Linked DNA regions of Homo sapiens: region 1 is linked to region 2. A link is a contact called in ENCODE Hi-C or POLR2A ChIA-PET data. All regions are on one chromosome and are shown on one strand. The core of a region is the stretch at or near the end of the contact, and the rest is flanking DNA. Distances in the headings are between cores, read along the strand shown. Region 1 holds the start of TXNL1 (thioredoxin like 1). Region 2 overlaps WDR7 (WD repeat domain 7).

Evidence for each region. Hi-C counts contacts between places; a loop is a spot of excess contacts on that map. ChIA-PET counts read pairs that join two places held with the same protein, here RNA polymerase II (POLR2A). Pooled maps may share reads with other maps.
Region 1: a loop to region 2 is called in a map of naive thymus-derived CD4-positive, alpha-beta T cell, with 2.9 times the contacts of the local background. The contact joins the promoter of TXNL1 here to the enhancer-like site in region 2. A Hi-C loop is called at or near these places in 1 of 168 maps with a recorded cell type or tissue (naive thymus-derived CD4-positive, alpha-beta T cell), 3 of 37 single-sample maps with no recorded cell type and 14 of 50 pooled maps. POLR2A ChIA-PET finds 5 or more read pairs at or near these places in 1 of 52 experiments (GM12878).

The regions. Positions count from the first base shown.
Region 1 is chr18:56,634,212-56,639,945 of GRCh38, forward strand. It overlaps TXNL1 (thioredoxin like 1), which reads right to left and starts at 4,381. Exons shown (of 8, transcript NM_004786.3): 1 at 4,132-4,381. The coding sequence starts at 4,229. RefSeq lists enhancers at 3,433-4,418, 4,200-4,259, 4,419-5,403 and a silencer at 4,410-4,619.
Region 2 is chr18:57,001,980-57,008,040 of GRCh38, forward strand. All of the region lies in intron 26 of WDR7 (WD repeat domain 7), which reads left to right. Among named protein-coding and RNA genes, the nearest start is that of WDR7-OT1, 35 kb to the right of the region's middle. RefSeq lists an enhancer at 2,999-3,048. Within about 2 kb of position 2,877, at least 2 of the 41 ENCODE cell types and tissues checked have a DNase peak (open chromatin) inside an H3K27ac peak, as active enhancers do; they include GM12878, where a contact is called at or near this core.

The DNA.
Region 1 (5,734 bases), core at 3,131-5,630, 370 kb before region 2:
GAGGTGTAAATTATTTAAGGAAAGGCATATTGAAAATTGTCAGGCTCTGTGCAGATACACAGAGATGAACGTGCATTTCTTTTCTCCTTAGGCTGGAAAGATCAAGAACAGCACTTTATAATTCAAACGATGCATTTATTAACGGGACCTTAAACAAATTATTTAACCTCTCTGTGACTCAATGTCCTCAACTGTAAAACAAGGATAGCTGTTAGGGTTATTCTGAGGAATGAATTGAGTCAATATAAGAGCTTAAACAAGTTCCTTACACAGACTAAGGAATATGTAAGCGTTGACTATTTTAATCCTTAAAAAATACTCTGGGAAAAGGGTGCTGATCATTCAATGAGGAAAAGACAGTGTTTTCGATAAACGGTGTTGGAAAAATTGGATATCCACATGCCAAAAAATGAACTGGACCCTAACTTTATGACATATACCAAAATTAACTCAAAATGGATCAAGGACCTAAACTTAAGAGCTAAAACTATAAAACTCTTAGATGAAAACATAGGGAGAAATCTTCATGACATTGAATCTTGCAATGATTTCTTGAATATGACACCAAAAGCACAGGCAACAAAAGTATAGATAAATTGGACTTCATCAAAATTTAAAACTCATGCATCAAAGGACACCATCAAGAAAAAGACAACCCAAAGAATGGGACAAAGTATTTGCAAATTAAATATTAACATCCGGCATATATAAAGAACTCCTGCAACTCAACCCAAAAACAAACCACTCAATTCAAAAATGGGCACAGAAGGCCCAGCGCAGTGACTCACACCTGTAACCCCAGCAATTTGGGATGCTGACGTGGGAGGGTCGCTTGAAGCCAGGATTTAGACCAGCCTGGGCAACAAAGTGAGACTTAGTCTCTAAAACAAAAAATAAATTAGCGGGCATGGTGGTATGTGTCTGTAGTCCCATTTACTTGAGAGGCTGATGTGGGAGGATTGCTTGAGGCCAGGAATTCAATGCTGCAGTGAGCCATCGTCTCAAAACTGCACTCCAGCCTGGGCAACAGAGCAAGACCCTGTCTCTAACAAATAAGAAAAAAGAAAAGCAAGCAAGTAAGCAGGGATCCCCGCATAGCAATGTCCCCTAGCAGCATTATCCACAACAGCCAAAGGAAGACACAACTGGAATGTCCATCAAAAAATGAACAGGTATACAAAATTTGCCATATAAATAAATGGATTATGTTATGCAGTTATAAAGAAGAATGAAATTCTGAGACATACTAAGACATGGATGAACCTTGAAAATACTATGCTAAGTGAAGTCAAAAACAAAAGGACAAATATTGTTACGATTTCACTTATATTAGGTGCCACAAATTGACAAATTCATAGAGACAGAAAGCAGAATAGAAGTTACCAAGGAGGTAGATGGGGAGGGGCAAATTACTGCTTAATGGGTACAGTTTTGTCCCTTTGGAGAAGTAAGGATGGGGAGTTATCCTTTAATGGATATAGAATTTCTGTCTAAAGTTATAGGAAACAGTGGTGATGGTGGCACAACATTGTGACTGTATAGTCATGTCTGGGTATCTGGGGGATTAGTTTCAGGACCTCCAGCAAGACACTAAATCACAGATGCTCAAGGGCCTAATAGAAAATGACATGGTATCTGCACATAACCTACGACCATTCTCCCATATACTTTAAATCATCTCTAGATTACTTATAATGCCTAAGGTAAATGCTATGTAAATAGTTGTTATACTGTATTGTTTAGAAAATAATGACAAGAAAAAAGTGTGTACATGATCAGCACAAATGCAATTTTTTTTCTCCAAATATTTTCTATCCACATTTGGTTCAATCCATGGATACAGAGGGCTGACTGTCCTTAATGCCAATGAATTATACTCTTACAAATGGCTAAATGGTCAATTTTATGTTATATATATTTTATCATAAGCCACTAAAGATTCTTACACAGGAGAACAATCTATGTATCATTTTAGTAAAATTTAGACTGAGAGTGCATAAAGCATAGAGGTTAAAAAAAAAGAAAAAAGGTTTAAAATAGGGTTGGAAAGGAAATGAAATAGGTGCTGGAGAAACTATGCCCTCAGTCTAAACTGGGACAGCATTAACTTTGATCTAAGAGGATTCTTACAAGATTTTACTGAATACAGTTGTTTCTGAGTCTAATACTGACCCGTCATATACATAATTCTGGGGTTCTATTGACAATGAGTTTAGACAGGATGTATTAATGGCCAATAAGTTCGAGGAATATTAAAGGTAAATACAATAATCTTACCAGATTTGTAAACGTAATATAAATATGCTTTTGAACTTACTCTAAATCCAAACATTAATTTTCCCTCGGTTTTTACAAAGAAAAAAAATTTTAATTCCACTAAAATACCTTTTTAAATGTAACAGTTCCTTACCAATCAATGTCTGCAGTTATGCTTATGCTTAAGTGACACCACACTGATAGAAAAAACCTTCCTTCGCAGCAATGTTTCCCCAGTTTTCTCACTTCAATCAATATTTATTTATTATTTTATTATCTCTCCCACTGCTATGGTAAGGGAGAAAAACAATATATCATTGAGGGACAAAAATATAAAAGCTTCGACGGGCCAGAATTAGAATAAGTGAACTAAAAGTGAGGTGAGGTTCCTTATTGAAATCCTATCTTCCCTTTTCTACTGTGGCCTAGATACTTAATGTACTACAGGTATTCCCCTATTATTAAGAATACAGACATCACAAAATTGCTAAAAATGAGAAGACACATTTATAGAATTCTAACATTCCTTTTAGGTGTTTTATATATATGACATCACTTATCCTTTTAAATTTAGTAAATGCAAAATTCCGTATATCATATGGGTACTCTAGCCCACCATATGAAATGCAAGGTACTATCCTTTTTCAATTCAGTGTAAGAGAGACTGGTCCAAAAATAAGTCTTAACTTGTTTTCATATCTATCTGCATCCATTCCCTAAAACGATATAATCCTAATGCCACCATTTATATACTCAACATTTAGTGAACCATCTAGTAGAAACTTTGTTTTTTGCTCTGAAATTCAAAATGGAATTTTGTGTTTATACAGTTATTTGGACAAGAAAGTGTGTTACATAAACAGTGATACCAGCAGTAGACTGCTCCAAGTTAGATGTATAAATAACGCCAAGGGGTCAAGGAAAATAAAGCGGAAACCTCTCATACTTCTAACTAAATACTATCGACATACACAAGGAGAGATCTGTGAAACACACACACACGCTGAAATCTTGGTTCTCAACGCCGAGTTCCAACATGTCATTCTTACAAAGGAACTTTACTACACATCCACTATAAAAGGTCCACCTTTTCTACGACCTATAATTTTGTTGATATTTACCAAAGACAGTTAACATTTTTCAAGATCCCTGTCCTCTTAAGTGAAAAAACAGAGCCGGGTCAAACTAAGACATCCGGCCAACTGTCCACCTGAAATATATTATATATGTACTGTCGTGTGTGACCAGTTGCAATCGCATACATAGGGGAGCCTAAGCTACAAGTTAGTGGCCGAACGAGGAAGAAAAAAGTTCAAATAATTTAAAAAGCACCCTAACCCAACGTTAACTTAGTTCGAAATGCATTAGCAGAAATTCAGGACTCAGAGCTACGCATATTAGTTAGATCGCCCCATCTGAATCTTCAAAGGCTTTAGAGAGATGTAGGTGGTGAAGAGAAACAAAGTGTTCGGTAAATTAAGCTTTTGGAGCTCTGGAGATGCAAATGACAGCTGGCTCTGCAGAAAGAAGGGGTCAGGCTCAGGCAAGGGTGGCTGCGGAGACTCCCACAGGCTGGAAGGAATAGGGGCGGGCCACCCCCAAAACCAGTTTGTCAAAGAATTGAAAAGGAGCAGGTGAGAAATCTCCTGAGCTGGAGAAGCCGGCCAGCCAGGCCCCCGAGCCCGTCTAGGAACCCCTGTGCATAAATGGGGGTTCACACCCGAGAAACGAGGCCTAATTCCGGCAGCTCCTGGGGCTGCGGCGACTGCCGGACACTCCGGGGCAGCAGACGGCTAGGAAACCAGGGCCAACAAAGAGTGAAAGGAAAGCAAGGAAGGACAGACGGGGACCCACAGAGCTCGAGCCTGGCCTCACCCTCTCATGGTGAACTTGACCACGGCGAGTCTGGAGCCCGCGCCGCTCAGCTCTGGCTGGAAATCCGGGTCGCTCCCGACGGGCTTCACCCCCACCATCCTCACAGAGAGCCCGGCAGGGTGGCCGCGACGCCACTGGCTTTGAAACTGAAGGAGAAGACGATCTGGGAGAGGAAGGAGAGATGCTCAGGAAGGCCGAGGCCTGGACAGAAGAGGTGGCGACCGCCGAGTCTTCTCCCGGGACTCTCAGTGCCGAGTCACGCCAGGGAGCGGAGCGGCCGAGGGGGCGGGGAGGGATGGGGGAGGGGAGAGGAGGAGGATGGGAAGGCGTGCGGCACCCAGCAGCCACCGCGCGGCAGGGCCCCCGGCGTGACGTCATTTCCGCGTCGTCCGGTTTGGCCTTCAGCGCCCAATCCCAAAACGCGAAGCGTAGTCCCACCCTCGACTGAGTAGCCTCGCGCTAACTTGAGCGGCGCAGGCGCAGAGGAGACGTGTAGAGGTCACGTGCGCAGGCGCAGACTGAGACTCAAAAGTTGGCATATGCATCCGCGTTTCCCAGATCTGAGGCTTTTACGGAGGAGGTTTCTGATTTGTAACAGTAGAGAGGAAACTCGTTTTACCCCGGGGTTCTTAGCTGCTGTCCAGGGCACCCACTGGAAGTACTTTGAAGATGCTCCTGTACTGTATTCGGGGCAGGTCTACATACAAGACAAAATAACGTTTAGGAATATTTATTAACAGACTTAATTACATATGGGGCGCTTTCTGTGCAGTCATTCAGAAAGTATCGTGCACCTGTCTTTAGGTTTTGACCAAAAAGATGAAGACACTATCCCTCCTTTAGGAAGTTCACGGTCTAGTGACCGACGCAAACAATAATTTGAATAGGAAGCGGTGGAGACTAACGAGATGGAAGGGTGGGGCAGGGTAAACTTGCTAGGAATCTGACTCCTGGATTGAATCTTTAAAGAGAAGCAGGGGTTAGATGGATGGTGAGAGGTAATATTCCAGGCAAGGGGACCACCAGGTGCAAATGCATGAGTTGAGAGGGTGGATAAGAAGAATAGCTAATATTTACCACATGATGTACCAGGCAAGACATAAGTTCTTTATATGTGTACTAGTTCATTTAATCCCTGTGAAGTAGGTTCTGTGATTTCAAGTCAAGGCAGGCTAACGCCAGTGTACTCTTTTAAATATTAGGCTAGGTGGCAAATTATCTGTCTTTGGATTTAGCTGGGGAGATGAAATTGGAGGGAAGGCCAAGGTCAGATAATGACTAGCTAAGGAATTTGGATTTTGTCGGGAAGAGAATGGAAAAATCATTTCAGGGCAATTTTGCAATTACAAGTGTGGTGAAACTCCCGTCTCTACCAAAAATACAAAAAAGTAGCCGGGCGTCATGGCGCGCACATGTGGTCCCAGCTACTCGGGAGGCCGAGGTGGGAGGATTCCTTGAGCTGGGGAGGTCAAGGCTGCAGGGAGCCATGATTGCGCCACTGCACTCCAGCCTGGGCAACAGAGCCAGACCCTGTCTCAAAAAAAAAAAAAAAAGGAAAAAGAAAAAGTGTCTTCAGAAAAGCCCTCAGGTAGCATCAAGGAGG
Region 2 (6,061 bases), core at 1,627-4,126:
GGAAAAGCAAAAATACCCATGATTAGAGCAGTCATTACTTTTGGAGTTTATTTCTAAACCTTATTATTGTTTGTTCAGGTTTTCATTCCCTTTGTTTTACCCCTCCTGAGGTGCTTTCCATAATAATATCTATATTTTTAAATAAAAGGAAAAATTGTTTTGAGCTTCAGCATTTTGTGATAATTTCATAGTGTCTATGATAATGTACTATGCCCTGAGTTGTCTCGAACCCAGACTAGAAATCTTTGGGTCAGAAAATGCTTACATAAAAAAATTAAACATAACTTAAACCTATATGTGACTGTACTATAATTTTCTTTATTGATATGAACATACATATAGTACAAATAAATTATCTAAATGGATACCTATTTTTGCATCCTAGAAAAATGTAAACTGTGCATTGAAAATAATTATCATAAAAACTAGGACAGGAGTTATTTCTGTAGTCAGACTTTAGCTGCATACATTTTTGTTAAGTATCCAGGAAAGTTTTCCACAATGTGTCTCTGAATTACTGTTTATCGCATCCTACACCAGAAATTATTTAATTAGAAAAATAGATTGAAGAGGATATAAGAAGCTATTCTATAAGCGAAAAGAGACTAAGAAAGTAAGATAACTTGTTGGCTGTCACATTTAGTGATATAGTATTTAGAATATATAATCATGTCTTTTACAAACGTGTAAAATGTTCTGTAACACTTGAATGGCTGCAGCTGTCAGCTCATTTTTTCTGGATTAAGTTTGGTCAAGAAAGAAACCGCCTCATTTTCTAGTTGTCATTTGCCCAGGAAGTAAAAGCAAAATTGTAATGAGGGAATCACAGCAGGAGAGCCTCCTAACAAATGAGAGGCATATATTGACTGGCAGCCAGCATGCCATTTCAGTGATAAATGTATTTTTATACACTGCTGTTCAAGGTCACTCACTGTTGTCCTTGAGTGTGCAGCCATCAAAAGTCATTCAGTTCACATTCTAAACAGTTCTAATAATCAGTGCAAAGATGCCTGACTTTAAAAAATCAGTTATTAATTTTATACAACATTTATGTAAATTATACATCTTGATATTTCACTGCAGTTTCATCTTGCTATTGTTGAAAATTGTTGAGAAATCAAAGAAGATGTAAATTTATGAGGCATTTGTGAGATGCATTAGTATAGATTTATTACAGTGTCCACAGAAGCCAAACTTAAACATGGATGAACTTCAGTAATTACCCCTTCTGTGTTTTGTGCTTCTTCAGTGTTTAAAATTCATAAAGAACTTTTATAAATCTAAGCATTCCAAAACAAAGCTATTATCAATTTAAGACTAATGCTATGTTTGAAATAGAAATTATACTAAAAAAATACAAAAAAGGACATTTTGCTTTTAGATCTGCCTCAATTCAAAGGAAATGTTGTTACTTTTTGAACAACATTTAAAAAGCACTCTTTTTAAAGTCCTTTAAAAAGTCCTTTAAAAAGCACTCTCTAATTACTCAGAGAGAGTGATCTAGTTATTCACCATTTTGTTACTCAAAACTCAAACACACTTTCTAAATATAGAATGAACAAAACCATGTTGTTACTCAGGTTTTTGATCTCCATAAATAGCAAAATGTTCAGGGATTAATCTAGTATTAAATAGCTGTCTTTTCAAAGTTAAATTAGATGCAAAATGTAATGATTTGGATCACACGAATCTTTCAGTAAATATTTTTTAAAATATTATGATTGTTGGATTTAATAATCCTTACGTTAAATATGTGTTCACAGTGCATATTCACAGAAAATCACGGGGCCCTTTATGGTCTGTCTTCAGACTAATTTGCCAACTATGCTTATCTGACTCCACTTCATTCCTTGCACTGTAAATATTGATCATTCTGGAGGGCTTTTTGTTTGTTTGTTTTTCCCCAACAAGCTATACTCTCCTTCCTTTAGGCTTTTGAATATAGTATTCCCTCCGCATGGAGGGTGTGTGTTATACCCTTCACATTATATGTATGTTATATCATACCCTCCGCATTATATTATACCCTCCACATGTGTGTATGTGTGTGTGCGCGCACACACACACCCTAGCCTTTGTAATCATTCATACCCAGAAAATCTCCAAGGTTTCTCACCTGGCCTACACAGTAATCCCATAATTTAACTTCTACCTGAGGTTATGGGTGTAGGAGGAGGTAAATGAATGTCTCCCTGATTTTAGCTTAGAGCTTTGGATGAATCTAATATCTAGGAGCTCCAGATAGGTAATCTCATACTTCCCTCTGACATCCCACACATACCACCCTGGCCTAGTACCACACATATATTCCTCCTGTATATCCAGAGATGTTAGAAGTTATATGTCTCTGGTGTCTACAGTAGACAATTAAGTTCCTTGGGGCTGGCTTGGACCTTGAAATGCTTTTCCCCATAGAAACTATTATAAATAGTACTTAGGAGATTGAACTGGCACTATAAATTCTACAACATTAAGAATTCTCTTGGCTTTTGGAAACTGGCCCAGAAATCTATCTGTCGCATTGTTCCTGTTTAAAGGTGTGCAGAGTTCCAAACAACTGAATTCCAAACAAACTTTAGGACCTCTCATTTGATGGCTGCCCATGTGGAAACACTGCAACCTACTAAACGTAAAAATGTCACTAGCAGGTCATTTTAAAAATTACCACATTGCATACGGAATAGCCAGGAGTGACACAGTAAATATACAGAACTACAAATAGAAGGATTTCTTGTATTTAAAGTTATATTAGTTATCAATATTTTACAGATCAAAACAGTTCTTACAGTTTCACTCTTTTTTAACTTTGCAAGCAGAATTTGCCTTTCAGTGAGCCCATTATGACATTGAGTTCTGAGTTTTTCATAGCTGGAACAGGAAGTATGAGTCAGATTTCTCAGTGAAGTCTAAACTTTCCAAAGATGAAACCCATAAATGGCATTTGTAGTTCTGTATTAACTCGTACTCACACCTTGAGTTGAAGGCCTGTATCATATTTAAAGAGTACTCTTGGGTTTCCTGGTTGACTTCCTTTGTAATTTAACCTTTGGCAAAGCAGTTATAAACTCTGACACCTGAACAGTCATAAATTAAAAATCTGTATTTTATAATACCGTGTCAGGCATCTTAATGTACAATGCTGTATCTAACCACTAATCTCAATTGACTGTTAAATAGAAATGTTTAGCATAAAACTATTATCATATTATAAAAAACTGTTTAAAAAAATGATGTCCTTATCATTTCTAAACTATAAAAGCAACTAAATGTATGTTAAATAATTTTTTTTGTTAATAATCTTCCTTTTTTAAAAAAAGCAGAAGCACAGTTTTAGGGAGCATGCATTTACCATATAATATTACACTTACCATGTAATGTTATAATTTTAATTTCAACATTTAAAGTGATCTGGCAACTATGACTCTCATCTCTGAGCAAGTAAAATATTTTTATGGAAAAATAAAATAGTGCATAGGAGTATGAAATTGTTTATACCAGGAAAATCTGATAAACTTTAAGATTTCAAAGACAAGCTAATATGAAATCTGGAAGACTGTAAGCCAGTGACTTATGGTGGTTCTTCTGAGGGATGGGATTTGATGAGTAAGTATATTTGGGTAGGGTTTTCAGTTTTATTATAAGTACCCCAAAAATAGTAGTACTATAGGTAATTTTTAGTTTCTTTTTTTATATTTTTCCCGGTGTTTTTCAAAGAAAAAAATATTTAAATCAGGGGTGTCTTAATCTTTTGACTTTCCTGGGCCATACTGGAAGAAGAAGAATTGTCTTGGTCCACACACATAAAATATACTAACACTAATGCTAGCTTATGAGCTAAAAACAAAAAATCTCATCTTTTAAGAAAGTTTATGAATTTGTGTTGGGCCACATTCAAAGCCATCCTGGGCCGCATGTGGCCCATAGACCACAGGTTGGACAAGCTTGGTCTAAATAAAAATTATGCTTCTACTAAAAATTATTTTTGCTAATGCAAAGTTCATATATAAAGTCTTTTAAGCCTCAGAAGTGTGTCCAAACTACCTTCTCATATACTTACTCCTAAAGGAAAATATTATATTAAATGGAAAGCTTCTGGTTGAGTTTTAGATGCTTTTTTCTTTAAAGTGAATAAAATTAGCATGCATAGTATTAAAGTGTGCCCTTAATAGCATCTGTAATAAGGCATAGAATGTTATTTTAAGGCACACGTCTCTGGGTCACATGCATGATAGTAATTATGAGCAGATTACTAACAAAGTGCATTCTGTGTTATAAACAGAGAGCATCACAGGATTCACGTCTGCTTGGAAAGAACATAAGTTAAAACATCAAAGCAGTTTTTTTTTTTTCTTCAAGATTGTAGTTATTTAGATAGCTTGTCAGTGGTAGTGCAACAAGTGGGCTTGTGTTATTGATTTTCACCTGTATTACCACAACATTTTTCATTGACAAATATTAATTGCTTATTAAGTACTAAAGAGTTTGATGGTCCAAATATTGAATTTTGTAATGAATTGACCTTTTAGTTTTGCTTATCATTAGGCAGTATGATTGCATTAAAGATACAAAGGTTTAAGCCAATATATCTCCCACTTTAAGAACATTAAATAGATATTCCTCTAAAATTTAATTTTAGTGATAGGATATTCACTTTCCCTTTCATTCAGGTAAATTACCTTTGGCCAAACTATAGGGAATGCTTATATAAATATGAATTGTGTGGCTATAATTAGTAGTAAAGTATCCAGCATTTTTTGCATTGATTCTAGCTTATGAATACAGAGACTAATTGAAATTTGTATCAAAACCAAATTGGTGATTATGATCACTAATGTAGATTTTTTAAAGTCATTAATTTGGTTAATTTTTTTGTGTGTTCGAGAAGAATCTGCATATCTAAGTGAGCAACCAGTACATATGTGTGTATGTATGTATACAGGCATGTACATCCACAAATATATACAAGTTCCAGTTTAATTCCTTTTTTGTTATCTTTCCTAACTTTTTTTTTTTTTTTTGAGACGGAATCTCGCTCTGTCACCCAGGCTGGAGTGCAGTGGCCCAATCTCAGCTCACTGCAAGCTCCACCTCCCGGGTTCACGCCATTCTCCTGCCTCAGCCTCCCGAGTAGCTGCGACTACAGGCGCCCGCCACAACACCCAGCTAATTTTTTGTATTTTTAGTAGAGACGGGGTTTCACCATGTTAGCCACGATAGTCTCGATCTCCTGACCTCGTGATCCACCCGCCTTGGCCTCCCAAAGTGCTGGGATTACAGGCGTGAGCCACCGCTCCCGGCCTCCTAATGTTTAATAGTATATTTTTTCTTTTTATAATTATACTTGGAGAAAAAAATAATTATACTTGGAGAAATCTTAAGTATATTATACATTGGGCTTTCTAAAACATAATTTGTGGATAACTGATGAAATTTAAAGTTAAAATTAGAGAAATTAGAGTGTTTTGAGTTGGCAAGTATTTGTAGATTAAAATGTTAAATTTAATTCAAATATATGTTTTTGATTGCAGAAATTTGACTTTTTAATAATTGATTTTCTGATCTCTGAGTCAGATAATTACTACTTGATAAAGGGTTATCATTTAAAAGTTTAAATACTGTCAACCTTCAAAGCAATTTTGTTATTAACTACATTAATTTATCACAAAATCCTCTTTTAAAGGTGATTTGTACATTGGGAACAACCTTGAAATATTTAATTTAAAAATAAAATATTAGATAAAATATTATATTTCAGGTCTACAATGTGTACAATGAGCCCAGGTCTTTCTTTTCTGCCCACCCCTTATACTGCTAGTGTCTCCTGTCGTTTTATCCTCATCCTTTTGGTCTTTTCACTCTATCTACTCTTCATGGACTTTCTCAACCATTTACATTGGATTTTTTAACAAACATTCCTGGAGAAGCTGCTGTGTACCAGGAACAGGGCTGAGTGCAGGGTCTATTCCTTCCACATCTCTCTATGTGCTGGTTCCTCCCAAATCTGCCTTTCTTTTCATAAACCTGTTCCTAAGCTCCAAATTCATTTTCCTCACTCTCTAAC